Regions from separate parts of the Homo sapiens genome. Here region 1 is linked to region 2. A link is an interaction called in ENCODE POLR2A ChIA-PET data of the cell type or tissue named here. Cell type or tissue: CD4-positive, alpha-beta T cell. All regions are shown on one strand. Links, peaks and the distances in the headings refer to the core of each region. The heading gives the core; the rest is flanking DNA.

Region 1 (15,446 bases), core at 8,114-10,613, 440 kb before region 2:
GGCCTAGAAGTGACACTGCTTACCTGGGGGAGGAGCCCTGGGCTTGTTCGCTGCTCCATCTGCAGCTGGCAGCCCAGCACCTGGCATGGAGAAGACACGCAATAAGTGAACGGTGAATCAGAAGGGACCACTGGGTTCACTCAGCCGGGTTCTGAGGGCCTTCTGTGTACTTGACACCACAGAGTGTGGGACCTGGAGTTCGTCCTCCGGGATAGACCACACCGTTTAAGCTCCATCGGCTAGAGAGTAATAATAACAACCAACACAAACTCAAGCATTTGTGCTGTTCTACGTGCTTTACATTTGTTAACTTGTTTATCCCCCCTACCCTTCCAGGTAGGAATTGTCTTTTGCATTTTACAGACGAGGAAACAAACACAGAGAGGCGAAGGTCACACGGGTGGAGTCAGGGGTGGGAGTTAAGACTGGCAGCCTGGCCGCAGGATTTGTGGGGGCGCTCCTGTCCCAGCCACCAGGGAGAGCAGTGCTGTGGTGCTGGGTGGGGCCTGTCAAGCCATGGGGTCAGGTAGGCCCCTGGAGGGTGAGGAGGAGCTGACCATGTATGGGCAGCGGGGATTGTTCTAGGCGGAGACCGCTGTAGCGAGGACCTATCCCCTGTGACACACGAGTGGCCCTTCAGGATGCCATGCTGGGCTGGAGGGTCGCAAAGGCCTCAGACTCCATGATTTTGTCCTAAGGGGAGTGTGGGGCCTGGAACCCAGTGACTGTTCAGACATATGCCTCCTTCCTGCTTCTAACATAGCCGGATTGTTGTCTTACTTATTATGTGTATTGCGTATTGTCTGTTTCCCCGCCCATACCCCACTGTAAGCTCCGCAAGGCAGGGATCTTTGTTTTGTTCATTGTTATATCCCTAGCGCCTGGAACAGTGCTTGGCATACGGTAAGAGTTCAGAAACGCACGAAATGAGTGGATGAGAGCTGAGTTTGGGACGCCAGTGAGCCGCTGGGTTGAGGCCCAGGAGGTCGTGGGATGTGCAGCGAGTCAGCCTCTCAGGAGGGCAAAGGACCAAGCTCTGTCCTCCTCCCGATCTAGGCTGAATCAGCCCACGGTCCCCCGGGTGGAGGAGTTTTCTGCCAACGTGCCAGGTGGACCCCTGCAGCGTCCGCAGCCCAGCCGGGCACGGGCGGGACGGCAGGCCAGGCGCTGCCCCAGCCTCCCGCGGAGTTATCAGCACATCCGCGGGGCCGGGCGCATTTCTGCCAATAGGTGGCGCCGCAGGACAGCTTTCTCACGCGGCGAGACTCCAAGGCCTCAGCTGCGCCCACCCGGGCTAGGTGGGGGTGGGGGTCCGGACGTCCTTCTGCCTCGGCTGGCTCCTTGCAGCCAGCACCGTGTGGCCCCGGCTTCCTGCTGTCCCGCACCCCCTCCCACTCTCACCCTGGCCTGGAGGAGTGGCTGGGGAAGCTGAGGCAGAGCCACCAGGCTGGGCTGCCCAGGGCGGGGGGCGAGGTCCCTTCCTGAAAAGTGTGCAAATGACAGCTGGGAGCTGTGTGACCCCAGCAATCCCTTAACAAAGAGTGCCTCAGTTTCCTCATTGGTTGGATGGGGCTTGGCAGGGCAGCATCCCCCTTCTAGGAGAGGTGTGAGAACCGGTGGATCAATACCGTGCCGTGTGGGCCGGGCCTGGGTGGGTCTGCGCCCAGGGACTGCGTGTAGAGGGTGCTACAGCGCTGCCATGCTACCTGCTCCCTCTGGGCAAGACGGGATGGGCAGGGGCAGCCACTGTTGGGCCCAAGCAGATCACCCCACAGCCCGCATTTGGGCACCTGCGACCTGCCAGTCTTGACGTTGGCCCTGATGGGTCAAGCTGGGGGAGGGGGAGGGGGGTTGGGCAGCTGCTTCCTGTCTCCCTGTGGGAGGGCGGGTCATGAGGTCTCCCAGGCTAGTTCCCCACCTGGCATGACCCTGGATGAGCGGCTTCACTGCTCTGAGCCTGTTTCCACACTGGGTCCCTGCCTGCCCCTGATCCCCGCACTGAGGCTTTTGGCCACACAGAGGAACCATCGCCATAAAGGGCCCTTCGGCCCCCATGCCCTATGTCTCCTCCCAGGCTCCGTGAAACAGCTTAACTACCCTGGGCCTGGGAGGCTGAGAGGCAGGTGGCTTTCTGCAGGGCTGTGCAGCCCTTCAAGAACAGAGTCAGGACTCAAGCCCAGGTCTCCGGGTCCTAAGCAAGAGTATGTGTGTGGCCCCCAGGGACCAGTGGCCCCCTGGAGAGGGGACCGTAGGGTCTCTGGGAGGTGAGCAGTTCTGGAGAGGGTGTCCTGGTGGTCTGGGGCTGGCACAGATGCCCCGGTTTCCACAAGGCCTCGGCTCACACAGCTGTGTGTCCACAGGCAAGCCGCCCTCCCTCCCCTAGCCCATTTCCTCTTCCGAGGTTTTGGGGGCTTTAGAGAGTATTGTCCAGTCCTCCATACAGGGCCGAGGCGGGAGGCGCCCGGAGCTCCTGGCTCCTGTGGTATGAAGGGAGCACTTGCTCCAGAGCCAGGCTGTACATCCTGGCTTTTCCACTTACTAGCTGTGTGACTTTGGGCAAGTCCCACAACCTCTCTGTGCCTCGGTTTCTTCGTTTATGAGTTGACTATGATAATAATCCCTACCTCATAAGGCTGCTGTGAGGATCGAGGGTTGAGCATTTGGAATTCCGTTGGACGCAGAATAAGCACTCTAGTTTGTGAATCAGTGATTGCTCTGTGGACAGCAGTGTGCCGGTGGGACCTGGGCCCCCATCTGTGGGTGTGACCTGCACTTGTATGTCGCCTCTGGATTTCCACACTCTTGTGCTCACACACGGTTAGGTTGGAGGCCACAGGGAGTAACACCTGACAGCCTGGAGTCGCTGATTCCCGTTCAGACGCCGCCTTTGCCGCTTAGCAGATGTGTGACCTGGGCACCTACCTCACCTTTCTGAGCTTCGAGGGGGCGCTTGGGGTCTGTTGGAGGTGCAGTGAGGTGGCATGAAATGTGCTCAGCACCAGGCCTGGCATTTATTCATCTGTGCAGTCAATAAATACCTGCTGATACCACTGACGGAGCAGCCAATAGGAGAAAAACCAGCCAGCATTTGCTGAGCGTGAACCAGGAGCTGCTCCACGTGCAGGAGGCGGGCATTGGGGTGAATGAAGGGCTCCGTTGGGCCTGGCGGTGCCCACATGCTCGTGTTACACTCTCAGCAAGTGTGAGTCTCTGTCGTCCAGGGTCTGCAGGGTTCAGGGTGGCACCCACCAGTCCCAGGGACAGCAGCCCCCTCAGGGCATCCAGGCAGAGGCCAAGTGGCTTCTTTCCAATCATGTGAATGGTGAAATAGTGGCATGCCTGATTTTAAGGGTATAATGAAGACACAGAAGAAGCTACTGGAAATTATCCATGGAGATATGGGGTCAGCCAGTAACCCCCGGGTGGGGGTCAAAGGTGGGGTCTTTTTAATGTCTCCACCCTGACCAGCCAAAGATGCGGCTCTGCCATTAAGCTACTGTGTGAAGTTTTTTTTTTTTGTTTTTTTTTGTTTTTATTTTTTTTTTTTTGGAGAGCAAGTCTTGCTCTGTCCCCCAGGCTGCAGGGCAGTGGCGCGATCTTGGCTCACTACAACCTCCTTCTCCTGGGTTCAAGCGATTCTTCTGTCTCAGCCTCCCGAGTAGCTAGGATTACAGAGGCCCGCCGGTGTGCCTGGCTAATTTTTGTATTTTCAGTCGAGACAGGGTTTCACCATGTTGGCCAGGCTGGTCTCGAACTCCTGACCTTAGGTGATCTGCCTGCCTTGGCCTCCCAAAGTGTTGGGATTGCAGGCATGAGCCACCAGTGCCTGGCCTGCTGTGTGATCTTGGGTACATTCCTCCCAGTCCCTGGAGAAAGATGGGGCGGAGTCCCCAGTCCTGCCAGGTCCCCAGGGCCACTGAGATGTTAAGAGGTTACAGGAAGAGGAAAGGGTGAGCTTGGAAGACTGAGGGGAGAACTTGGGGGCCCCTTAGCAAGCAAGCACCCCTTCCTCAAGCCAACTTGTACCCAAAGACCTTACCAGTAGGTTGGGGTCAGATGGGAGGTCCTTAGGCAGAGCGGATGTCACCTGGCTCTGGGAACTTGACCTCGCTGTAAGATCTAGAATAAGTCCCTCCTCTATTCTGGGCTTTGCTATCCCCATCTGGGCAGTAGGGACAGACATAGCACTTTGTCGCAGAGAAAATATCCCTATAGGGCTTTGGGAGAGGAGGGCGTGGGGAGTGGGTGGTTCTGGGGCCTCAAGATCTCTGTGGTGGGGGTTCTGGCTCCCAAGGGGCTAGAATGGGGTTGGGGAGAGTTCTGTCCCTTCTAATCTCCGTCCTTTAATTCTAATTATGTCTCCATTAAAATGCAAATTTCCAACCAATACCCTTGGAAGGGAGGCCCTGTTGTCATAGCAACTGGCGTCTGTGGGGTGGTTGGGGAGAGGAGCAAGTCTCCATCTTCTGATCCTTCCAGACCAAGCTGGGGCCTGCCCAGAAGCCCCTTTCCTCCCCAGCTCAGAACTCTGAGCATCTCATCCACAGCTTGGGGGGCTCCTGCCCTGAGGCCATGTCTTCAGGGAAAGGGAGCTGGGTAACCATGCACAAATCATTTCTCCTTCTTGGCCTCAGTATCCCTATCTGTGAATTGGAGATAACAAGTCCTCTCTTGCACGCCCGTCCTGGGGATTCAGTGAATTAATGTATGAGCCATCAGGGAAGGGAGTCTGCCTTCCAATGAGGTTCCCGGGAACTCCCTGAAGCCAAGGCCTGGAGGCCTGGACCGCTCCCTGTGTGGGGTCAAGGCTGTCTCCTGCCTTCAAGTCCTACTCCCTGCTCCATCTGTGGACAAGGAGCCAAAAAGATGGTGTAGGACGTACCTTTAAGGCCTATGTAGACTCATTTCTTCAGGCTGAAGCTTCCATCCTGCTAATCATGTAACCATTTAACTTTATGCTGTTCTTTCCTTGCAAGTTGGATATGGATACCTAGAAAATGGGGAGGGGGTCTTTCTTCTCCCAGCGGATCTGAAAACAAGGGAGGATAAAGAGAAGAAATTTTAAGAAGGGAAAAGACAGCTGGCAAAAGAAGCAGCAAGAGGTGAATATGTGAGGCCTTTTTGCCTCTGCTGGTAGGAAGCTCAGGTTGGAAATTATTATTCAATTGTCCTAAGTGTAATTTATTACATGACTGTATTATATCCCTATATTATTCAGCTCTAATAAACGTTCATGTCAACTTTCTAGTACATCTAGCTCATGCCTATTCCCTAGTGGTTTCTGATCTTTTATTTCACTTAAAAAATCCTCTTTAGAAATAGCTGAGAGTATAAATTATAAATTAGCAATTATGACAGAGAGAGAGAGAAAGAGAGAGCATGCACAGCTGTTCTGTGCAGACCTTTCAGCCCCTAGGCTTCCATGATTGTGGCCTTATACTAAGTGCCAGGAGGGGAAGGATATACGCGGTCTTGTTCTGTTGCCCAGGCTGGAGTACAGTGGTGCGATCTAGGCTCACTGCACCTTCTGCCTCCTGGGCTCAAGCAATCCTCCTGCCTCAGCCTCTGGAGCAGCTGGGACTACAGGTATGCACCACCACACCTGAATAATTTTTTTTTTTTTTTAGTTGGAGTCTTGCTCTGTTGCCCAGGCTGGAGTGCAGTGGCATGATCTTGGCTCACTGCAACCTCTGCCTCCTGGGTTCAAGTGATTCTTCTGCCTCAGCCTCCAGAGTAGCTGGGACTACAGGTGCGCGCCACCACGCCTGGCTAATTTTTGTATTTTTAGTAGAGATGGGGTTTCACCATATTGGCCAGGCTGGTCTTGAACTCCTGACCTCGTGATCTGCCTGCCTTGGCCTCCCAAAGTGCTGGGATTACAGATGTGAGCCACCTTGTCTGACCCACACACGGCTCATTTTTGTATTTTTTGTAGAGGTGGGGTTTCACTGTGTCATCCAGGCTGGTCTTGAACTCTTGGCCTCAAGTGATCCACTGCCTTGGCCTCCCAAAGTGCTGGGATTACAGCTGTGAGCCATCACACCCAGCCCAATTTTGCATTCTTAACATTGAGCTGGTGAGAATGCATCCCATCAAGAACAAAGGTGAGCCCCTGCCTCTAAAAAAATTAAAAAAAAACCCCAACTATTGTTGTATTAAAGTTCTGAGATTTTAGAATTTTGATAGCATAGCCTAACATGTACTGACTAATACATCTTCCAGTTCCCCTCGTGACAGTCCCCCTTGATCCCTCTGGGAAGCCAGGCTGGGGCTCTGGCATGGTCTGTATCACAGGAGGGGTACAGAGGCACAATGAGGAGCAACAGGCTTTGCCACAGTTTCAAAGTCACATGCTCACTCAGTCTTCCAAACCATTCCCCCTGTGGGCTCAGCCTTCGAGAACACAAAGGACTAAGAAGCCTGCGCCTCAGCCTCTCCACTTCCCTGGCCAGGAGCTGAGCCTTCTTCCAGGCCCTGGGGTTTCCTCAGCCACAGAGGAATCCACACCTGGGGATCATGAGGTCGCTGGGAGGTGGACTTAGAGAAGAATGAGTGTTGGGGCTTGGGCTCCCTACCGTGTACTAGGTGCCAGCCTAGGACAGTCCGCCCCTCTGGGCCCCCTTGGCCAGCAGAGAGAAGGTGCAAAAGTGTGCTCCTGTTCACCCTGCATGGTAGAGCTGAGCGTGCAGGGAACAGGGCCTGAGGAGGTCAGGGGGACTTCCCTGAACCCCAGAGCTCTTGGGTAGGTGTGTTCGGAGGGCTGCATCTGTGTGAGGTGCCCTGGACCAGGAGGCAGGATGTGGCCAGAAGGGAACTGTAGGAGCTCAGAGGAGAAAAGAGAAAAGAGTTGAACACTGGACCAACAAACTCCACGAAGACCCCCAACAGGGGGCCAGTTCAGTCCATTCCAGCCCGTGGTATCCAACCCAGGAGATGCTCCCTGAGTCTCCATTTTCTGTCCCTCAGGGCTGGGCTTTGGAGACACAGAAAAGAGTGGTGCTGTCCCTGCAGAGAGACCCTGCCTTGGTGTGATAAGGGCTGGTGGTGCCAGAGTTGGAAAGGAGGGGAGGCAGGGAAGGAAACCAGCTGGGGGCCTGAACACCAGGCAAAGCATTGTTACCCTGAGGGCAGCACTGGCTATGTAATATGTGGAGCCCACAGCAAAATAAAAAGGCAGGGCTTGGCCGGGAGAGTGGCTCATGCCTGTAATCCCAGCCCTTTGGGAGGCCGAGGCAGGCAGATCACTTGAAGTCAGGAGTTTGAGACCAGCCTGGCGAACATGGTGAAACCCTGTCTGTACTAAAATATACAAAAATTAGCCAGGTGTGGTGGCAGGCACCTGTGATTCCAGCTACTCGGGAGGCTGAGGCAGGAGAATTGCTTGAACCTGGGAGGCAGACCTTGCAGCGAACTGAGATCACGCCATTGCACTCCAGCCTGGGTGACAGAGTGAGACTCCATCTAAAAAAGAAGGGCGGGGCCCCTTGTTAGAAAATTGTTAAACATTTCGAGGTGGCCACAGCAGAGCATTAGCCAAGCATGAGGCCCTTCTGAGGGTGGGGCCTTGTGTGACACTGTGTGTGGCTCTCTCTGTGAAGGAACCCTGCTCACAGGCACACAGAGCTTTGGAAGAGTTTTGGCTTCGGCATTTTCTTTTTCTGTTTTTTTTTTTTTTTTTTCTTTTTTTGAGACAGAGTCTCACTAGTAGCTGGGACTACAGGTGCACACCACCACGCCTGGCTAATCTTTTGATTTTTTTTTTTTTTTGAGACGGAGTCTTGCTCTTTCGCCCAGACTGGAGTGAAGCGGCACGATCTCGGCTCACTGCAACCTCTATGCCCCGGGCTCAAGCGATTCTCCTGCCTCAGCCTTCCGAATAGCTGGAATTACAGGCGCCTGTCTCCACACCTGGCTAATTTTTGTATTTTTTTTCAGTAGAGACGGGGTTTCGCCATCTTGGCCAGGCTGGTCTGCAACTCCTGACCTCAGGTGGTCCACTCGCCTAGGCTTCCCAGAGTGCTGGGATTATAGGCATGAGACACTGTGCCTGGCCTTGATTTTTTGTAGAGATGAGATCTTACTGTGTTGCTCAGGCTGGTCTCGAACTCCTGCCTTCAAGTGATCCTCTGCCTTGGCCTCCCAAAATGTTGGGATTATGCAAGTGAGCCACTGCGCTTGGCAGCTTGGGCATTGTCTAAGACATCCCACCCTCCGCCCCCAGTTAGCATGGTGGCTTCTAGCAGGGACTCTGGAGGCAGATGGCCTGGTTCAGATTCTGTCTATGACCAGAGGCCAGAGACTTACCCTGCCTCTGCCTCAGTTTCCTCATCTATGAAATGAAAAGAATAATCACACCCACCTCAAAATGTGGCCAGGAGGGTGGGGTGAGAAACCGCCAGCCAGGCAGGGCAGTAATTACTCCACAGGTGGCAGCCATTGACACAGCCCTTGACGCCCCCCAGCCCCCACCCAAACTCACAGCTTACTTCTTCATCTTGCTTCTTGTCTGTCTTTCCCCACAGAACGTAAGCACCTGGGGCTTCGGTCTGTCTTGTTCCTCTGCTGTGGCTGGAGCCCCCAGTGGTGCCTGGTAGATGCATGACACCTACTATGTGCCAGATGCCATTGTTGAATGAATGAATAAGTGTCAAACCATTTGTTTAGGTTAAAAAAAATCTGTTGAGTGCTACTATGTGCCAGGGGCCGTTTGGAATGTGGAGGAGGTGGGGTGTCATTCTGTTGCCCAGACTGGAGTGCAGTGGTGCAAACACAACTCACTGCAGCCTTGATTTCCTGGGCTCAAATGATCCTCTCACCTCAGCATCCCTAGTAGCTGGGGCCACAGGTGCATGCCACCATGCCCGGCTAATTAAAACTTTTTTTTTTGTAGAAACAGGGTCTCATCATGTTCTCTAGGCTGGTCTCAAACTCCTGGCTTCAAGCAATCCTCCCACCTTGGCCTCCTAAACTGCTGAGACTGCAGGTGTGAGCCACCCAATACATCACTTTGAGAGGCCGAGGTGGGAGGATTGCTTGAACTTGGGAGTTCGAGGTTGCAGTGAGCCATGATCACGCCACTGCACTCCAGCCTGGGCAACAGAGAAAGACTCTATCTTAAAAAAAAAAAACAATCCCGCCAGGCTCACACAGGCAGTGGCTCACGCCTGTAATCCCGGCACTTTGGGAAGCTGAGGTGGGCAGATCACGAGGTCAGGAGTTCAAGACCAGCCCGGCCAACATGGTGAAACCGCATCTCTATTAAAAACACAAAAATTAGCCAGGCATGGTGGCATGCGTCTGTAATCCCAGCTACTCAGGGGGCTGAGGCACGAGAATCGCTTGAACCCAGGAGGCAGAGCCTGCAGTGAGCCAAGATCGTGCCATTGAACTCCAACTTGGGTGATAGGGCGAGACTCCATCTAAAAACAAAAACCAAAAAACACAAAAAAACAAAAAACCCCAAAACAAAAGTTAAGTCAGATAAAGTGCCTGCCAAGAGAAGACCTCAAGAAACGCTCACCAGGATTATGATCATACGGCCATCTGCAACCAATTCCCCGGCTGCGTGCGCGAGCCCTGTGTGCTTTCCAGTACCACGTGGGGGCGTTCTCCTCTGTCCCTTACTTTCTCTACCCCCTGCCTCCCCGACCCAAAGCTCAAGTCTGAAGGGGGATTTCTTGCAGGGAAGCAGTGGTATACAGAGTTCTGCAGGAAAATGAGAGCTTCTAGTCTCTCCTTCTCCCTTCTGTGAAACAGGAGAGGAAATCCTCCCTCCCTCTTGGGAATTACTGAGTGTTTCTCAGACTCCAGCTGAGTCTCCAGTCCCTAGTTCCTCAGAGACCCAGATGAATTAAAGTTGTAAGTAAATTAGGAATCGTTCATTATTTGATGGCTGGGATCCTTTGGCAGGTGGAGTGGTGGAGGAGGGGAGGTGGGGCCATCTTCCTGCTGGGCTCAAAGATTCTCTCCGGAGAGGTGTGTTTGGCCCAGGCCAGCCCAGGGGCCTAAGAGAGAGAGCCGGCCCCCACTCCTCCTGCTCAGAAAGATCCTTCCCACAGTCTCAGATACCACTGTCTTCCTGGACAATCTTGCAAGAGGCCTTTTCTCTCTCAGCCTTAGTTTTCTCATCTGCAAAATGGTACCAAGGGTGGGGGGGAAGATTCTATTCAATTGTCTTTAAGGTTGATTTAGGCAGTAAGTTTCTTTTTCTTTTCTTTCCTTTTTTTTTTTTTGAGATGGAGTTTCGCTCTTGTTGCCCAGGCTAGAGTGCAATGGCGCAATCTCGGCTCATTGCAACCTCCGCCTCCCAGGTTTAAGGGATTCTCCTGCCTCAGCCTCCTGAGTAGCTGAGATTACAGGAATGAGCCACCACCTCAGCTAATTTTGTATGTTTAGTAGAGACGGGGTTGGTCAGACTGGTCTTGAACTCCCGACCTCCGGTGATCCACCCGCCTTGGCCTCCCAAAGTGCTGGGATTATAGGCATGAGCCACCGTGCTCGGCCTTCTTTTCTTTTCTTTTCTTTTTTTCTTTTTTTTTTTTTCTTGAGACAGAGTCTCGCTCTGTTGTCCAGGCTGGAGTGCAATGATGTGATCTCGGCTCACTGCAACCTCTGCCTCCTGGGTTCAAGCGATTCTCCAGCCTCAGCCACCCAAGTAGCTGGGACTACAGACGCACACCACCATGCCCAGATTTTTTTTTTTTTTTTTTTTTTTTTTTTTTGAGATGGAGTCTCACTCGCCCAGGCTGGAGTGCAGTGGCGCGATCTCAGCTCACTGCAACCTCCGCCTCCCAGGTTCAAGCAATTCTCCTGCCTCAGCCTTCTGAGTAGCTGGGATTACAGGTGCGCACCACCACGCCCAGCTAATTTTTGTATTGTTAGTAGAGATGGGGTTTCACCATATTGGTCAGGCTGATCTCAAACTCCTGACCTCGTGATCCACCCGCCTCTGCCTCCCAAAGTTTTGGGATTACAGACGTGAGCCACCGCGTCCGGCCTGCCCAGCTAATTTTTATATTTTTAGTACAGATAAGGTTTTGCCATGTTGGCCAGGCTGGTCTTGAACTCCTGACCTCAGATGATCTCCCCACCATAGCCTCTCAAAGTGTTGAGATTACAGGCGTGAGCTATTGTGCCCACGTCCTTCCAGGCTCAAGTGATCTTCCCACCTCAGCCTCCTGAGTAGCTGGGACCACAGGCGTTTGCCACTATGCTCAGCTATAGGCAATACGTTTATATCCATAAACTTGGACATCTCTTCTTCTGTAATACCTGCGATACTGTTTTTGTTCGAGGAACCAATTTGTACCCCCACCCTAACCCTAGGATATTCAGCCAAGTATTTTTCTCATATAGAAGGACAGATAACTAAGTGAATCGGTATGGCAGGCTCTGTGCTAGCTGCTGGGGGTGCTGCAATGAGTTATGGTATTTCCTGCCTTCCAGAAGCTCCCTCTCCAGTGGGGGACACTGGGGAGCTGGGCCTCGAAGGAGAAAGGAGGGCACTCCAGGTTGGGGGGAGCAGCATGTGCAGAGGCCTGGAGGCATGAGTCAGTGAGGGATAGGGAAAGTGTAACTGACCTCTGAGGAGCAGGTGTGTGCCAGCCAACGAGGCCCCTTTGTCTGACCAGGGGAAGGGAAGGTTAGTGCTCCTCTCCCTCCCCAGAGGAAAACAAAATTTTAGAGACTGTCAGAAATGTGATGGAGCTGTCAGGAGAACATGAAACAGCCACGTACCCTGGGAAACGGAAGTCACAGCTCTGTTTGTTCTGTGACAGTGTGAAAACTCACAACCTTTTCATCGAGATGGGTAACGAAAACATGAGAAAACTGGAAGTGCTTTGGTTTGGCTCAGCTGAGGACATTACTCCAAGCCCGCCCAGGCTCTCCCCTCCGGCCTGGATTCGTTTCTGTGTCAACACTCGCCCAGCCTTGCACAGCCGGGCACACGGGCGTCTCCCTCTGCAGTGGTTCCCCGACTTGTCGGCCATCTTCGCTGGTGGTGTTTTCCTTGGTCACTGTGGTTATTTGAAAGCGATGTCAAAGCAAACACTGCTCTCTCTCCCTGAAAACCCCTGGCAGGAGCTGCCTTTCTCACCGTCCCTGTCCTTCGTCTCCTCCTGTCCCTTCCTTCCTGCCGCAGCCTCTTCCCTCAATCCTACTGAACTCCTTCCTGGGAGAGGTTAGGGCGGGAATCGCCACCTTCCAGGGCACGGAGAGGCGAAGCGGAATTCAGCACCACGGACAGCAGCCCGGCGCGCAGTTGGCGTGCGGTTGGCTCAGGAAGTTATTCTGTAGGTTTTGTAGGTTTATGACCCGCTGTTGGGTAGCAAAAGGCCTTGAACGCTGACTCAGGAGGTCGGGGTGCAGGGAGCTGGATCGGGGGTGCTGATGATGTCGGAGGAGCTCCTTGTGGATCTGGAGATAATTTTCCTATAAAATTCCCTCTCTCCTTTGTTTCCAAGACCCTTGACCACACTTGCACCTTCCCCTACCACCTCTCCCTCCACAGTTAATAATAACATACATGTGTCTGTGTGTACTCGACAGGGAATGCGAACGTATTTGCGTGAATCTGTACCTTGGTGTAATAGTGTATTTAATACAAGTAGTATCTGGGTGTACGTGTGAGGATGTTTGTGGGATTTGTGGGTCTGTGTGAACGTGTCAGTCTCTGTGTCTGTGTGTGTGTGCACATGTGGGGCTGCGAGTGTCTCCGTGGATTTCTTCTCCTTTAGGGGAGGGCAGCTCTGTGCCTGGGAAGTGAACGCTGTGGGTTAAGCATCGAAGACCACCCTCCCCACCAGTTTTCTCTGGAGGGTCAGGATGCAGGGGGATCCCTAGACTCAGGGATCGAGAGATTATTTGCCAATGGTATTCACTCCCTCCTTTGTTTCCAAGACCCTTGACCACCCCTCCACCTACCCCAACAAGTTTGAGTGCATGCATGTGCACACATACACACACATACACACTTCCACTTTTTCTGTGGTCTGCAAGCCTTGGCTCTTGTTTTTTCTCCCTTCACACCCCACTCTCCCCTCTCCAGCCCCTTGTCATGGGTCCTCAGCCCCACTACCCCAGGCCTTCATTCCCTTCTTCTGGGGGAGTGTCTGGCCTGGCAGCCACAGGAGACTGGCGTGGTTCATCTTATACTTGCCTGCTGTGTGACCTTGGGCAATCATCGCCCCCTTCCACTTGATTTCCTGGCTTCAGAAAGGGGCTCTTTGGACCATGTTATTTCTAAGCTCAGAGCCCAACCCCATGGTCAGCTCCTAGCACTGACTCCCTAGTGGGAAGAACTGTGGGCCAGGTTAGGATGTGTGCCAATGGCTGCAGGAGAGCACAGGCAGCACCCTGTGGGCATGGAGAGGGAGAGGAGGCAGGGGCTCTGAGTGTGTGTAGAGGGGAGGGGAGGCGAGGGTGGGAGGAAGAACACAGGAGCTGCTGGACCAGAACAGAAGAACCCCTTGCCTGTATATTTAGCTCATCGAGGAATATAAACAGAAACCTGGAGCTGGCTCAATGCTCCCCCCGAAGTGTGAGTCATCACTGCTGCTGCAGCTAAAGTTAGGCTCCAATCACAGGCTCCCTTCTCCTCTCACTCCTCTTCATCCTTCTTGGTTCCCTTATTGCCTCCTTATCTCTTTATCTCATTCTCCTCATCTCTCCCCTCTCCTCTCCTGTCTTTCTCCCCCAATTTTTCACCTCTTTGATGCTCTAAACTCATCCCCTCCCCATCAGTCAGTTCCCTCCTCTTCCCTCTCCTTTGATTTTTTTCTATCTTCCTCCTCTCTCTCTCTTTTCCCTCTGTCTCTAGTACCAATGTCTTTCCCTCTTCTCGAGTGCATTTGGGAAAGGATCTATTTGTGCTTGTGTTTGTGTGAGGGTGAACTTAATAATAATAACATGATGTGTCTGTGTGTACTTGAGAGGGAGTGTGAATGTATTTGTGTGATTTTGTATCTTGGTGTGAGAGTGTATTTAACAAAAGTGGTATCTGTTTGGGTGTACACGTGAGGGTGTTTGTGGGTCTGTGTGAATGTGTCAGTGTGTGTATCTGTGTGTGCACACGTGGGAGTGTGAGATTGTGTGTCAATGTCTCCATGTGTTTATTCTCCCTTGGGGGGAGGGCAGCTGCATGCCTGGGAAGTGAATACTCTGAGTTAAACATCAGAGACCACCCCCAAGTTTGCTCTGGGGGGTCAGGGTGCAAGGGGACCCCCAGACCTCTGCAGGCTGAGATTGAGGTGGTTGCAGGCTCTGGGCTTATCTGGACCTAGCTGGGCAAGGGGAGTGGGGTGGGCATGGGCTTGGCTTTCAGGCCCTGCCCTGTAACTTTCTGCTGTGTGACCTTGGTCCAGTTTCTTGGTTTCTCTGATTCCTGCTCTGCATGTGCCAGAGGTGTGTGATGAACCTGCTCCCCTCTGCAGGCTGGGGCCTGGTGGGGGCAGTCAGGGAATTCACAGGCATGGGGGAGTAGTGAGGACACGCTAGTCACCGGATATCCTGAGGACTCTTGTTCAAGTCTGTGCCTCATAGGGGTTGGCTCATCTGCTTCCCAAATGTCTATTTATAATTTATGCCGACTTTCAAATGGAATTGGAGGCTGGGCCCCCCACTGGAAGGGCCCCCCTCATCTGAATCCGTGGATGGCCATGCCCACATTCAGGGTACATCTTCAAAGACACTCCCTGCAGGGAGCTCCCCCTCGGAGAGTGTGCATCTGCCTCCTCCATCCCTCCCTAACATCCCCCACCATGGCCTGCCTCTGCCCTCCATGAAGGGATTCCTGGAAAGGTTTTATGAAAGGGAGAGAGTGTGTGAGAGTGTGTGAGAGATGAGAGATGGACGGGAGGAGCTGAGAGAGGCGCCTGGTGGCGGGCAGGACAGCTGGAGCCCCAGGCTCTGCTCAGCCAGCCTGGAGAAATATCTGGGTCCTCAGCTGGGTAGGTGGGTGCAGATGTCAGGGCCCTTTGTTTCAGGAACCAAGGAACCTGCACAGCCTTTTTGCTCCAGAGTGACACCTTTCTCCCAGTCTATTCTATATAGCAATGAGGGCAAGCTTTTTAGGATTTTTTTTCTTTTTTTAGAGATGGGGTCTCACTCTGTTGCCAGGATGGAGTGCAGTGTCGTGATCATAGCTCACTGCAGCCTCGAACTCCTGGGATCAAGCTATCCTCTTGTTTCAGCCTCCTGAGTATATATCTGACACATGGCACTTAGTACAGGCACATGCCACCATGCCCAGCTAATTTTGAGATAGAGTCTCGGTCTTGTTGTCCAGGCTGGAGTGCAGTGGCATGATCTTGGCTCACTGCAACCTCTGCCTCCTGGGTTGAAGCAATTCTCCTACCTCAGCCTCCTGAGTAGCTGGGATTACAGGCGCCCGCCGCCATACCTGGCTAATTTTTGTACTTTTTAGTGAGACGGGGTTTTGCCATGTT
Region 2 (15,446 bases), core at 8,209-10,708:
CACGGAGAACAGCTAAGCAGAGACCACACCTCGGCACTGGACACAGAACAACAGGGTGGGGTTGAACTTGGTGGGGCACGTTCTAGCTGACCTGCAAGCCCCGCTCACCTGGAGGGCTTGCAGAGCAGCTCTCCTCCTGTTCTCCAAGGGGTGGGCACTGTTGCATTAGGAATTAAGGTGCAGCCCAGTGCTGCGGGCAGCCAAGCGAGTCTGAGCGGGGATGTGAAGGCAGGACGGGGTTGGAGAGACCCTGCCTGTGCAAGGCTGGCCTCCTAGTCAACACCTAGCTGAGACATTCATCTCTGTTCAAATTAATATTCCTTGGGTCTTTCAAATGAATGTTTCAATGTGAGGAGCGAAGTACTGGGAAATCGAGGGATTTTCCACAATCCCCAAGCAGCTTACTCAGTGGAACCTCTGTTTCCCCAGCTATGAAGGAAATAGCATCCTACATTCCGTAAAGTGCTTGAAGAAGCTCTAGCTGAGAATGCTGAATTTTACAGTCATTGTTTTATGGTTACAAGGGTATGTCTTCAGGGCTCTGTTCATTTTCCCTCTTGATTTTCTCTTTTGAAGATGCCTTGCCCAGTGGCATGGAAAGAAGCCCACTTGATGATAGGAGCCTGACTATGAATTGATTGACTAAACATGACCCCAGGTGGAAGCTGGCTTTGACACCAGCTTCCTGTTCAGTCTGACCACTGCTGTCCTCCTGCTGCCCAAGAGTTGCACCTGGAGCAAGGAACCCCACCATGGCTGTCGCTCTCCATCCCATCACGCTAGAATCATGTGTCCAAGGGCTCACTCTGGAGGTGCACAGCACAGGTCAGCCTGGCCAGGGGCGAAGGAGACAGTAGAGAGGAAGCTCAGGGCCTTAGGGGAGGCCGGGTGCAAACCCGTTCTGCACCAAGTGCACTCGGAGTTTGTGGGTATGGGTGTGTACCCCTGCAGGTGTGCACATGTGTGCTTGCACGCACATATTTGTGCACTCCTGTGTGTATACATGTGTGCTTGTGTATGCATATGTGTGCATTCCTGCATGTGTGGACATGTGCGTGCATGCATCTGTGTGTCTGTGTGTGTGCTGAGACAGGAAAGGGGGTGAAAGTGTTGGTGAGGGAGCCTGGAAGTTTTCTCTTCCCCAACCTCTCTTGCTCTAAGGAGGGATGGGGTTGGGGGCAGCCGTTATTGAAGGTGATCGGAGAAGAAAGATTTTCTGACTCAGAAGTGACTGCCAGTGTAGCACAAGCAGTGTCCCTTGTGACTGTGATTCTACAGTTCTCTGATCCTCATGTTTCCTTTAGAGGAAAGAGGAAAAAAGGAACTCTGTGGTGGGTATTGGGAGGGAAAAGAAAATAGCCTGGTGGAGGCAGGAGGGAGTCGAGTGTGAGTAAGGAGCACCTGCAGCTTTTGGAAGTGAAAGCAGAGAGAGGGAAAGGTAGCTAAGACATCCAGGAGGATCAAGGGGCAGCGTGAGAGGCACAGGGGGAGGAAAGGGAGAGGGTGAGTGGGGCCAGGGAAGAGAACGGTGTGGAGTTGGTGGGCAGATGGTGCAGGAGGAGGGCTGGGCAGTGGGGAGAGGAAGAATCAGAGCAGAGAAACCGCTGCTGCGGAAGGCAGGGAGCAAAGAAGCATAAGGAAAAGAACAGGAGAAAGAACAAAGGCAGAGAAGACCTCCTCAGCTATTTTGGTGCTAGGTAATGTGAAATGCTGCAGTAAATAAAAGCCATAAGTAATGTTTGATTTTACAGTATTTACAAACCATATGCTTTAAACAGCCCACAAACTCCATCCAGTTGTCTGATGATGTGGGAGGACCAGCTCTAGTTAGACGGAGGTATGTGATTCGATTCTGGTGGAGACTTTGTGCCTTGAAAGGCTTCTCAGGAAAGCAGTAATAAAACAAAGTGTCCTTGTTTGGCCAGGCCGTGTCTGGTGTCTGCGTTGCATACCCCTCAGGTAGAGAGTGAGAACGAGACCAGGGGGTGACAGGGGTCATCGGCCTGCAGGAGCTGACCCCGTAGGCAGGCGGTATGAGCAGAGCTTTCAGAACCCCTGGAGCTCGGTGTTCTGTTGTAGCAAAAGCTACTGAAGAGTATTTTGTACTGAGATGCCAAAGCATCTTTCCCTTGCTCATCAGCCTCCATTCAGAAGGAAGCGGGAAAGTCACCCAAACCACCTACAAGGAATGAGGGCTCTTAGCGGCCAGGTAAAGAGGACAAGAACCAAACTGTCCACATTATGGAGGGGAGGGGGAAAGAGAGCTCAACCCCCCTCAGCCTCTGGTGCTGCCAGGGGGAGCCCCTCCGCATGTGTCCCCACGGGCCCTAGTTTCTACCTGACAGCATTTCAGCACCAGAGGAGGGTTGAGCCAGCTCCTCTCACCAGCCACAGAACCAGCAGCCAACAAACACATTGTCCCCGAGTTTGGCTGCAACACTCTATGTGACTTGGGAACTTGAAGCTTCCAGAGAAAAGCCAGGTCCTGTTGGACCAGTTGTTGGGTTTTCCTAACCACTTGCTGTGCCTCACCGCATTTCAAATATCTGGCACCTGCCACTGCCCACCCACTTTTAGATGGCCCTAGGGTGATCTAACCATGGTGCTTCTCAAAATTTAAAGTGCCTACGAATTGCCTGGGGACCGTGTTGAAATGCAGCTTCCAACTTGGTCCTGAATTTCTAACAAGCTACTGGGTGCTGTTGCTAGGTCCACATGTTAAGGAGCAAAGGCAAAGAACTTAGCAGTGAGCACAACTCTAATTGGGCTCTTCTTCTGAGGATATTCGGCCATTTTTTCTTCGCTGCTAACGAATAGGTCACTTTGGCTTTGGGACAGATGCAATTCAGAACGGTCATTATGACGTCATTCATATTTGGCTACCCAGGTGACTTATTATTTTAGCATCCTTATCTCTAGAATTAAAAAAATGTAATGTGAGAGGAATTCAGATGAAATGCAAACAGGAATTTCCTATAATAATTACTATTTCCTAATAGTAATTATTTTAAACATCAGCAGAGATTGCAGAAGTTGTAAAAGCTTTGTCAGGAAATCTTCAGTCATAAAATTGACTCTGGTCAGATGTGGCCCTGGTTGAGGCAGGGGACTGTGCTCCCAGCTAACCTAAAACACAACAGCCCACACTCGGGACAGATTAGCATGGCCAAAATATTTACTGTTTGCCTTGTCTAAGCCAACATTTTAGCCCCTCTATACCAAGGCAAGTGTGTGAGAAAAACCTTGATTGTCTCAATGCTTTTTAAAAAATGCCTCCTCAGTTCCTCCACTTTACTCCATCACCTTGGCCATGCCACCATCATCTCTTCCTTTGGCAACTGTCAGCTTTCATACCTTTCTCCCTGCATTCTCTCCCGTAATCTGGTCCTCCACACAGATGCCAAAGCGATCTTTGTAAAAATAAATCCGATCACATCACTCCCCTTCCCACTGGATTTAGGCTTAAGTCCAAAGTCCTAATGTGGCCCTGTGAAGTCCGGCCCCTGCCTCCCTCCTCAGCCTCCTCTTCTGCCTCCCCTGCCCCTTGCTTTTATGCTCCTGCCCCACTGGCCTTTCAGCCTCCAAATGGCCAAGGATTTGTCCCCAAACCTTTCACACTTGCCATTCTTGCTACCTGGAGGCACATCCCCTGCTAACCCTGCTAACTCTTGTTCATCTCCAGGTCTGGGTTGGTTTTTTGTTTTCTGTTTTTTGTTTTTTGTTTTTGTTTTTGTTTTTGTTTTTGTTTTTGTTTTGAGATGGGGTCTGGCTCTGTTGCCCAGGCTGGAGTGCAGTGGCACAGTCTCAGCTCACTGCAGCCTCTGCCTCCCAAGTTCAAGTGATTCTCCCACCTCAGCCTCCCGAGTAGCTGGGATTACAGGGTCATGTCACCACACCTGGCTAATTTTTGCATTTTTGGTAGAGACAGGGTTTCACCATGTTGGCCAGGGTGGTCTTGAACTCCTGACCTCAGGTGATCCACTCACCCTGGCTTCCCAAAGTGATGGGAATATAGGTGTGAGCCACCATGCCTGGCCCAGGTCTGGGTTTAAATGTCACTTCCAAACAGTCCTCCCCTGCCCTCTAATCTAAAATAATCCTTCCCCTAAGATGGTCTTATGAATCCTGTGCTTTTCCTGAATAGCACGTACACAGATGATGGTGCCAGACTGAGCTGTATGGCTATTACAGCTCACTGCAGCCTCTGCCTCCCAAGTTCAAGTGAACTTGGAGCTGTAAGCTCCACGGAGCAGGGGTCACCTCTGTTTTGTAAACCATTGTACACCCAGCATCTAGCACTATGCAAGGCACACAGAGGCTCAGTAAATATTTTTCTAATGAAGGAATGATTGGACCTGCTTCATCTCATCTATTTACTCATTTTGTAACTCAACTGTCTTGGGCCTAACAGACCTGTAGATGCAAACAAGGTCATATTTACAATGATGTCCAGGTTCCAGTAGCTTTAGCCACTGTCTTCGGATTCTCCTCCAGTTAACTTCTGAGAGGCCAAGAGAGGGAGGCTGTTATCTCTCACGTGTTTAGGCACCAGTATACTCACGCTTCCTACTCTGGTTCCAGTGTTCTGTTGCCCCACGCATCCTCTGCTGACAATGCCTTCCCAGATGCTGCGGATCCACTATGCACCACATTTATCTGCTGGTGAATTGACCCAATCCTTCAGGACACCAAATCTGCCCTGCAGTCCACATGACAAGGAGATTGGGGAAGAGGTAGAGGGGAGAATGGCCAGCCTGTGCCCAATTCTGAGAGGCACTGCTTGGACCCTGGCTCCCTCAGCATCTTCCATGAGCACAGCTGGCTCTCTTCTCAGCCGAGCCCTCCCTCCATCAGACAGAACAAGGGATACCAACCCTTCCCTCCGTCTCTCTCTTCTCACTCTTCCCTGTTGCCTCTTTCTCCTTGAGCTCAAAAGAAGGGGAATGTACCTACATGCCATCGTTAGCTCACAGCTAACCTGAAACACAACAGCCCACACTGGGGACTGATTAGCATGGTCAAAATATTTGCTGTTTTCTCAGTCTAAAGTCAACACTTCAGCCTGTCCATACCAAGGCAAGGGTGTCCTCTGCACCACACCATTTGTGCAGTAGATACTACCTAGAAGCCTAGTAGCTGTGCACTCACTTCTATTGTTTTAAGTTTTGCTGTAATTCATTCATTAAGTCAACAAATATTTACAAAGCACCTCTTCAGGGTCAGACACAATCAGCCATCGGGTCCTTCACATTCTCTCAACTCTGTCCCTTCTCTGCACCCATTCCACAGCCACTGCCTTACTTCAAACCTCTCTCACTTCTTTCCCTGATGACTGCAATAGTCTCAGCACTCGTCTCCCTGCCTTTCTGGCTGGCCCCCTGTAATACAGCCTCCAACGCAGTCAGGGAGATCTTATTCGCAGACAGGCTGATGATACCAAGCTCCTGCTCAAATCTTTGGGTTCTCCATAGTCTTCAGGCTGGAGTTTAACCTCCTTAGCTTCGCACTAAAGGCCTTTTGTGATCTGCCTGCTGCCTTGTTCGTTCAGCCACATCTTCTACCTCTCCAGTCCCAAACACTCTTTACTTCAGTCCCTTAGAACTATCTGTGGTTCCCAGAATGAGGCATGTTTTCTAAGACCTCTGGTCTCCTACATTCTGTTCTTTTTGCCTGGAATGCTTTCTCCCACTGTTTTGTCTAGACAAGGGCTGTCTATTAGGACTTTCTGTGATGAGGGAAAAGCTCTGTATCTGCTCCATCCAATGTGGTAGCCACTAGCCACTAGCCACATGTGGCTATTGAATACTTGAAATATGCCTGGTATAAATGACTGAAATTGCCACATGTGGCAAAGAGCTGCCTTATAGGGCAGCGTGGGTCCAGACAACTGTTACTTACTTTGAAATCATTAGCTCAGGGCTCCAGGTCTCCACTGGGAAACCATCCCAATATTATGGTTGATGTAAGTGCCCCCGTTCCCCCACCCCCACTTATGTTCCTGTAGTAACCTTGTTCTCCCTCTATCCCAATACTCAGAACACCATTGTCAGTGATTCACTGATCTGCCTCCTCTGCTAGACCAAATCTTTTTTAGGTCAAAGATATGCAGTGCAGTCAATAAATGGTTGATGCCTAGATGCAGTGACGTGCTGGTAAAGATTTAATAATTGGCTCTCTCTAAGAAGAAGCCCTAACTTGTGGTATTTGCCAATTCTATGGTGTAAACACTCCCACCATATGCCAAGAGAATGAGAAGACAAGTCACAGACCAGGAGAAAATATGTACAGAAGACATATCTGATAAAGGACTATGATACACAAAGAACTCTTAAAACTCAACAATAGGCAGGGCACAGTGGCTCACGCCTGTAATCCCAGCACTTTGGGAGGCCGAGGCAGGTGGATCATGAGGTCAGGAGTTTGAGACCAGCCTGGCCAAGATGGTGAAATCCCGTCTCTACTAAAAATACAAAAATTAGCCGGGTTTGGTGGCGGGCACCTGTAATCCCAGCTACTTGGGAGGCTGATGCAGGAAAATTGTTTGAACCCGGGAGGTGGAGGTTGCAGTGAGCCAAGTTCCTGCCACTTCGCTCTAGCCTGGGCAACAGAGCAAGACTCCATCTCAAAAAAAGAAAGAAAGAAAGAAAGAAAGTAAGAAACAAAAAAAACCAACAACAACAACAAAAAAACTCCACAATTAGAAGATGAACAACCCAATTTAAAAATGGGCAAAAGACATGGACAGCTCATGGAAGAAGATATAGATGGCAAGTGAGGAGATAAAAAGATGCTCAATATCATATGTCATTAGGAAAATACAAATTAAAACAATGAAATATCACCACACACCTATAAGAATGCCCCATATCTATAATACTGACAACACCATATGCTGGTGATGATGTGAAACAACAGGAACTCTCATTCATTGATGGTGGGAAGGCAAAATGGTACAGCTACTTTGGAAGAGAGTTCGACGGTTTCTTGCAAAACTAAACTTACGCTGGTCATAGGATCCAGCATTCACACTCCTTGGTATTTACTGAAAGGTGCTGAAAACATCCACACAAAGACCTGGACATGGATATTTATAGTGGCTTTATTCATAATTGCCAAAACTTAGAAGAAACCAAAATGTCCTACAATAGGTGAATGAATAAATAAACTGTGGTACCTCCAGACAATAGAATAGTATTTAGAAAGAAATAAGCTACCAAGCTATGAAAGATGAAAACCCTTAAATGCATATTATTATTATTATTATTATTATTATTATTATTATTAAGATGGAGTTTCACTCTGTCACCCAGGCTGGAGTGCAGTGGTGTAATCTCAGCTCACTGCAACCTCCACCTCCCTGGTTCAAGCAAATCTCCTGCCTCTGCCTCCCAAGTAGCTGGGATTACAGGCGCCCGTCACCACGCTTGGCTGAATTTTTTTTTTTTTTTTAGTAGAGACGGGGTTTCACCATGTTGGCCAGACTGGTTTTGAACTCCTGACCTAAGGTGATCTGCCCACCTCAGCCTCCCAAAGTGATGGTATTACAGGCATGCGATGCTGCACCCAACCCTTAAATGCATATTACTATGTGAAATAAGCCAATATGAAAAGGCTACACACTGTACCGTTTCAACTACATGGCATGCTGGAAAAGGAAAAACTAGAGAGGCGGTAAAAAGATCAGTGGTTGGAAGGGTTGAGGGTGGGAGGCATGAATACGCAGAGCCCGGAGGATTTTTAGGGCAGTGAAACTCCTCTGTGTGATGCCACAACAATAGACACATGGCATGACACATTTTTCAAAACCCATAGGATGCACAACAGGAAGAGTGAACCCTAATGTAAACTACGCATTTCGGGTGATTATGGTGTGTCAATGTAGGCTCAACAATTGTAACAAATATATCACTCTGCTGGAGGATGTTGACAGTGAGGGAGGCTATGCGTGTGTGGGGACAGGGGGTATTTGGGAACTCCCTGTGTCTTCTGTTCCATTTTGCTGTGATCCTAAAACTGCTGAAAAAAAAAAGTCTACTTAAAAAAGAACAACTCCCACCATGGCAGATTTCAGGCTACCAACATGACATCACTGAATCCAGAGTTGGGAAGAGATGTACACAATTGTTTTTCATGGGCAGATAGGAGCCAGCCCCAGCACACCACCGCATGAGTGAGTGAGTGAATGAGTGAATGAATGAATGAATGAATGAATGAATGAAAGAAATGTGCCAGATGCTGGGAATACCAGGGACGCCATCAGGCTCTTTAGGGAGAAGTCTATTCAGACCTGCGAGAGCTGGGCATGCAGCTGCTAGTCGGATTTCAATTCCAACTGAGGAGATAAAGGATCAGGGAGTCCCATCTTTGATTTAGTCAGTAAATCGAAGATATGGGACATTTGTTTTCTTTGGGTGCTTTACCTTTAATACCAAGACTTGTCAAGGCATCTCTATTAAGTGGCCCACTCAGACAAGTGCAAAGTGAGTGAGCTGGAGGCGAAAAAAACAGAGGCCTGACCAAAAGGCTCTAGAGCAACAAGAGGCTCATGATTTCCCATCACAAGAAGTCCAGAGACAAGACAGCCATTGGCTGGCTTAACACAATGGCCCAACAATGCATCAGTGATGTCTCTGAGCATCAGTGGTGTCTCTTCTCAGTGGCTTACAGCTCCAGACATCACATGCAGACGTGACAATGTCTAATGGAGAAGGGGCACATTCTCTCCCAATTCTACTCAATGAGAAACCCTTTCCTTCCTGGAGGTCCTTCAGCGGCCATTCACACAGATCCCACTGGCAAGACTGGATCCCATGCTGTTCTTACACCAGCCATTTCCAAGAGAATGAGGCCACCATAACTGGCTTAGGCCAATTGGTAGGACCCTTCAGGAGGCAGAACCTGGGAACCTAGGCAGGGCTCTGCCCACAGGAAGAAGCAGGTGAGCGTGTGGGGGTGGCGGATGGTTGTCAAAACCCAATATACAGGGAACATTACAGGAAGAGTCACTTACTTTACAATCATGTCATTTCATAAACATTTCTTGACATAATTAGGGAACAAGAGGCAGCATGAAGGAGCACAGCTTCCCTGCCATTCCCCCCGCCACAGTGAGACGCCTGCAAGGACACAGACACAGCCTTTCCATCAGCCTTCCTCTGTGGATCCCCCATCCACACTGAGCCAGCAGGTCAATGGGGACAGGTTCCATGCTGTTCAGAGAAACCAGCACTGTACACAGTGGGGCCCTGCATCCACTGCAGGGGTGGACGCCTCAGCCAGCCCAGGACTGTGCCGTCATCCCTGAGACTCACTGATCCTGATGTGAGACTCTCCCCGACAGGGGCTTCCAGGCATGGCTCTATGCAGGGTCATTTGTGGCCACACTATGACGTGGGCGATCCCATTTCTACACATCTAAATTCCCCAGGGCAGGCAGCATGTGGTATCTCACTCCCTCGGCTCTAACCTGGTTATGGGAAGTTGCTAGGTAACTGCTTCCCACACTGGAGGAGGCTTAGTTACCATGGAAAGTCCAGATGGGTGGGGGGGCACAGAGGAAGGGAGCACTGGCTGGGGGGTCTGCAGCTGGGATTCTGTCCCCACTCTCTCCTGAGCCCCTGGACCTAAGGGGAGTCTCTCAACCCCTCTGGGCCTCAGTTTCCTCCTAGTAAAATGAAGGAAAGGCTGGGTCACTTCTTGCTCTAAACCACTGATGCATGTGGATGGCATACCCTCAGTGAGCACTGATCCTCAGACACCTCTTCGGCAAGGAGTGACTCAAGATGGGTGCAGAAAAGGAATGCATTAAGTTTATGTCTTAGCCTGGGCAACATAGCAAGACTCTGTCTCTACAAAAAACATTTTTTTTTTTTTTGAGACAGAGTTTCACTCTGTCACCGAGGCTGGAGTACAGTGACGTGATCTCCACTCGCTGCAACCTCCGCCTCCCGGGTTCAAGCGATTCTCATGCCTCAGCCTCCCTAGTAGCTGGGATTACAAGCATGTGCCACCACACCCAGCTAATTTTTGTATTTTTAGTAGAGACAGGTTTCACCATGTTGGCCAGGCTGGTCTCGAACTCCTGACCTCAAGTGATCTGCCTGCCTCAGCCTCCCAAAGTCCTGAGATTACAGGCATGAGCCACAGCGCCCGGCCCTCAATTTTTTTTTTTTAAATTAGCTAGGTGTGGTACATACAGGCACCTGCCTGTAGTCCCAGCTACTCCAGACGCAGAGGTAGTAGGATCACTCGAGCTCAGGAGTTTGAGACTGCAGTGAGCTATGATTGTGCCACCACACTCAGCCTGAGTGACAGAGCAAGACCCTATCTTAAAAAACAAAAACAAAACAAAACAAAACAAAAGGCCAGGCGTGGTGGCTCATGCCTGTAATCCCAGCACTTTGGGAGGCTGAGGCAGGCAGATCATGAGGTCAGGAATTTGAGACCAGCCTGACCAACACGGTGAAACCCCATCTCTACTAAAAATACAAAAATTAGCTGGGCGTGGTGGCACACGCCTGTAATCCCAACTACTCAGGAGGCTGAGGCAGGAGAATCCCTTGAACCTGGGAGGCAGAGGTTGCAGTGAACCGAGATTGCACCACTGCACTCCAGCCTGGGCGACAGACCGAGACTCTGTCTAAAAAAACAAAAACAAAAAAGTTTTTTCTTTAAAAAAATAGAGAAACTAGCAAGCTTGTGTCTCTATTAGGATAAATAAAAGCTATAGGCCAGGCGCAGTGGCTCACACCTGTAATCCCAGCACTTTGGGAGGCCGAGGCGGGTAGATCCCCTGAGGTCAGGAGTTCAAGACCAGCTTGGCCAACATGGTGAAGTCCCGTCTCTACTAAAAATGCAAAAATTGGCTGGGCATGGTGGCTCATGCCTATAATCCCAGCACTTTGGGAGGCTGAGGTAGGTGGATCACCTGAGGTCAGGAGTTTGAGACCAGCCTGGCCAACATGATGAAACCCGTCTCTACTAAAAATGTGAAAATTAGCTGGGCATGGTGGCGGGCGCCTGTAATCCCAGCTACTTGGAAGGCTGAGGCAGGAGAATCACTTGAATCCAGGAGATGGAGGTTGCAGTGAGCTGAGATCACACCATTGCACTCCAGCCTGGTCAACGAGAGTGAAACTTCATCCCAAAACAAAACAAAACAAAGCAAAAATTAGCCGGGCATGGTGGTGGGCCCCTGTAATCCCAGCTACCCTGGAGGCTGAGGTGGGAGAATTGCTTGAACCTGGGAGGTGGAGGCTGCAAGGAGTCGAGATGGCGCCACTGCACTCCAGCCTGGGCGACAGAGCAAGACCCTGTCTAAAAAAAAAAAAAAAAAAAAAAAAAAAAAAAAAAAAAAAAAAAAAAAAATTGGCCGGGCGCAGTGGCTCACACCTGTAATCCCAGTACTTTGGGAGGTCAAGGCAGGCGGATCACCTAAAGTCAGGAGTTCAAGACCAGCCTGACCAAGATGGTGAAACCCTGTCTCTACTAAAAATACAAAAATTAGCCAGGCATGGTGGGGGGCACCTGTAATCCCAACTACTTGGGAGGCTGAGACAGGAGAATTGCTTGAACCTGGGAGGTGGAGATTGCAGTGAGCCGAGATCGTGCCACTGCACTCCAGCCTGGGCAACAGAGCAAGATTGCACCTCAAAAAAAAAAAAAAAGTTATAGAGATTCTCCCTTCTGCTAGGAGAAATTTCACTTCTGACATCAATATTCACAAGTCCTGGGGCTCCCTAGGTCCTCTTCTGAACCGAGGCTTCCTAAAAAAAAAACTTAGGATGCAATGTGTGTCCCTAAAACACCCAGCTTGCTAAAGCATGATGTCCTTTCAGACAGGGTCTCCCAGTTCTTGGGCTCTGCTGGTCCTTCTGCCCCAGATGGAGCCATGGCACAGGCCCAGCCCTCTCTAGGTTGCTGGGACCCATCCTGACTCCTCCAATATGGGCCACTGCATAAGCCTCTTGGGTCTGCTATTTGTTCCTTCTTTCATTCTGAGATCCAGCCCCACCTTCTTCCCTTGCTTCTGCAATAAGATCTCTGCCCAGGCCCAGATGCTGGGACCAGTGCAGTACCCAGCTCCCCGTTCACCTGCCTTGTTCATGCCAATCCCATTCCCAGAATCCATATGACATTTCCAAGCACTAGCTGCCATCCTCCTGTCTACACGCCCGAATCTCCATGATGCAGTGGTGGCTCCCTCTCCCACCATGCATGTCACCCACTCAGCACTCTGATGACCTTGTGCCGGAGCCCCTGCTCCTGCTGGCTGCACAACACCCCCACCACCATCTGTACCCACAGTCACAGGAGGCCCCTGTAATCCCCGAAGACAGGTTGGACCCCATCCCACCCCCAGAAGCTGGTCTTTACTCCCACTTCCTTCTCGGTCTCCACCTCCAGGGTCCAGTTTTAAGTTTTGGCCACTCCTGATCCCTCCCCACCACCATACAAACATGACAAACAGGGCAATGTCTGAGTGTGGCTAAGGACGCTGCAGTCATCATATCAGGTAACATTCTCCATCCCCACTCAACAACTGAGTTTTCTCCTGGCTGGGAGCAGAAGGAGAAATTCACATCTTTTACATATAGAGTGAGCCTCTCTAGGGTGTCAGGGTCAGTGGTCTCTCAGCTAACAGCTTTGCTCTGGGGCATTCAAGAACCTTCTGGCCCTGCAGAGAAAACCCCACCCTTGAGCTGTACACCCTGTCCCTCCCCTCCTTTCTAACTATTCTCTCTTCTCTCCTCCAGGCAATGTGGAGAGGTGGAAAAGTCACAAGCTTTGAGTCAGAAACACGTGGGCTGCAGTCCAGACTCTGCTACTTACGCTATCAGCCTGGACAAGTTTCTTGACCACTCTGAGCTGATCTAGAGAACTGGGGATAATAGCACTGAGTTGTCATGAGAAGTAAACAAAATTATAGGAACTACTTGGTAAGAACCTAGCAAGTGGGAGAGACATCATGACTGCTTTCTTCATTCTTTTTATTCCTATGGCCCAGGCCAAGCAACAGGGCATGAAGAGAAGAAACTCAGCTGGGCGTGGGGGCTCACGCCTGTAATCCCAGCACTTTGAGAGGCTGAGGCGGGCAGATCATGAGGTCAAGAGATCGAGACCATCCTGGCCAATATGATGAAACCCTGTCTCTACAAAAATACAAAAATTAGCTGGGTGTGGTGGCGCACCTGTATTCCCATCTACTTGGGAGCTGGGAGAGGGAGCTCCCGCGTAGGGAGAATCACTTGATCACTGAGGCAGGAGAATCACTTGAACCTGAAAGGCGGAGGTTGCAGTGAGCCGAGATCGCCCCACTGTATTCCAGCCTGGGCAACAGAGTGAGACTCCATCTCAGAAAAAAAAAAAAAAAAAAAAAAGAGAAGAAACTTGGTCCATTCCTAAGGTTCCTGGCCCTCCCAGGAGTCTTGCCCAGCCTCTACCTCACCCATAACTACTTTCCATTTTTGGCAGAAACAGCCTCTTCTTCACCCCTCCCTGCCCCACCCCAGTGGGACTTGTTGCTGCAACAGCCTCCTTCCCTTTGAAACTTGCCTGTCCTGTGTTCCGCCCTCCCCGGGGTAATCTCTCTGCACCCATCAAACTGATAACTTGCCAACACAGCACATCAACTTTGGGAGAGCTCCCCTCCCTCACCTCACCCACCCTCCTCCAGGGTACACCTGTCCTGTGATGGCCACCTGCAAGGGACAGAGTGCTGAGGGTGTTGGCCAAGTAAAGGAATAATTTTTGAAGGGAGAATGCCAGGTTAGGCAGGGGTGTCAGAGGCATCCCGGGTCACTTCCTCTGGTGGCTCTCCACTGCTTTGCAAGGCATCCCACCCAGATCAGTCACTGGCTTTACTAGAATGCCCTTCCCCTGCCACCCCCAGCTTGGGGTTCAAGCTGCCTCTTGGAGGTGGGGCTGCATGGAGGCAAGACATCTGGGCCACCCTCAACCCCTGCACCTTGCCCTGCACCTGCCCTCGACCCCTGCACCTTTCTCCTTCTTCGGTAACTGTGCTCACATAGGTCCCTCCACCTCCACCTAGGGGCCTCCTTCCTTTCTATTTACCTCTGTTCACATCCTAGCCAGCCTTCAAGGCCAGGGAAAAGGCCACCCCCTTCACAAAGTCATCTTTGATTCCACCCTCAGCCTAGAGCAAGCAGCCTTGCTGAACCTTCTTCTGACGGGTGCTCTCTCTGCCAGCCTTGCCCTAAAAGGGTGAGTGCACTCAGGTCCTGTGCCCTGGAATGTCCAGGTTCCAGGCCCCAAGGACAAGGCTGAACTAACACTAAGGAAATAATTCTAGCCCAGGCCTCTTGGTTGGGGTCAGAGCTGCTTTAAACTTTGCCTAAAAATGTTTCTGGTGCTGCCAGCCATAAAGCGGGGAGGCACTCCCTTGAGTCAGGTGTGTCTGACTCAAAAGCACTCCGCCTCTGTCATGTGGGTGAAGTTGTTCACCCAAGCAGCCCTGCGCTGCCTGCACAGCCTGCCAGGAACCTCTGCTCCAAGACTCTCTGTTCCTGTGTGGCTACCTAGAGAAAGCAAGAAAAGACCCCATGCCTCCCCGAGGCTTCCTTTCTGAAACTTCCCTAGTCTCAGAACCTGAGCAGCCCTCTTTCTGTAATGCTAAATGTCACTGGAGCCCACCGCGGGCTCTCCCTACCTCGGGTCCAGCCCATGCTCTTGGTCAGGTGCATCCATCTCAAGCATCATTTTTATCCTGCCATTCCCCAGTTTCCCAGCCTTCCATGGCTCCCAGCTGAAAACAAAATGCAAACTCAGCCTGGAATTCACGCACTCAAGAGCATCTGTGAGACAACTTGTATTTCTGGCTCCTTGTCATTTTCCCATCCCTGAAATACACATATATGTACATATTTACACACTGGTACACACATACACATACATGTACTTACATACACACATGTACACACACACACACACACACACACACACACACACACACACACACACACACCATGACCTAAACGAGTCAGTTGGTTTAGTCTGCATTTACCTTAAGCACTACATTTACTCAGTCACTCACTCACTCTTCATCCACTCAACTCTCTCAGTACCAGGTCTGTTCTAGAGCTGGAACATAACTTTCCTGCTTCCCTACCATCAGCTACTACCTAGAATATCCTCCCCTGTCCCTTCAAGCACTTTGGGAGGCCAAGGTAGGTGGATCACCTGAGGTCAGGAGTTCGATACCAGCCTGACCAATATGGTGAAACCCCATCTCTACTAAAAGTGCAAAAAATAGCCAGGCGTGGTGGCAGGTGCCTATAATCCCAGCTACTCAGGAGGCTGAAACAGGAGAATCACTTAAACCTGGGGGATGGAGGTTGCAGTGAGCCGAGATCATGCCACTTTACTCCAGTCTGCGTGAAAGAGCGAAACTCTGTCTCAAAAAAAAAAAAAAAAAAAAAAAAAAGCAT

The links. ChIA-PET counts read pairs that join two places held together with the same protein. Peaks named below come from ENCODE experiments on the same cell type or tissue, not always from the same donor. Only the 100,000 strongest peaks of a DNase experiment are listed, where the experiment ranks them.
Region 1: POLR2A ChIA-PET joins it to region 2 with 5 read pairs; 4 of 35 experiments call an interaction of 5 or more read pairs at or near these places.

Annotation. Positions count from the first base shown.
Region 1 is chr22:39,533,729-39,549,174 of GRCh38, forward strand. No RefSeq gene overlaps it. Among named protein-coding and RNA genes, the nearest start is that of RPS19BP1, 8.7 kb to the left of the region's middle. RefSeq lists silencers at 1,016-1,310, 1,176-1,225, 1,286-1,375. In CD4-positive, alpha-beta T cell, for the core only: no CTCF peak of the experiment used is centred there; a DNase peak (open chromatin) is centred at 9,603.
Region 2 is chr22:39,971,420-39,986,865 of GRCh38, forward strand. GRAP2 (GRB2 related adaptor protein 2) reads left to right here. Exons shown (of 8, transcript NM_004810.4): 8 at 1-2,302. Among named protein-coding and RNA genes, the nearest start is that of FAM83F, 16 kb to the right of the region's middle. In CD4-positive, alpha-beta T cell, for the core only: no CTCF peak of the experiment used is centred there; no DNase peak of the experiment used is centred there.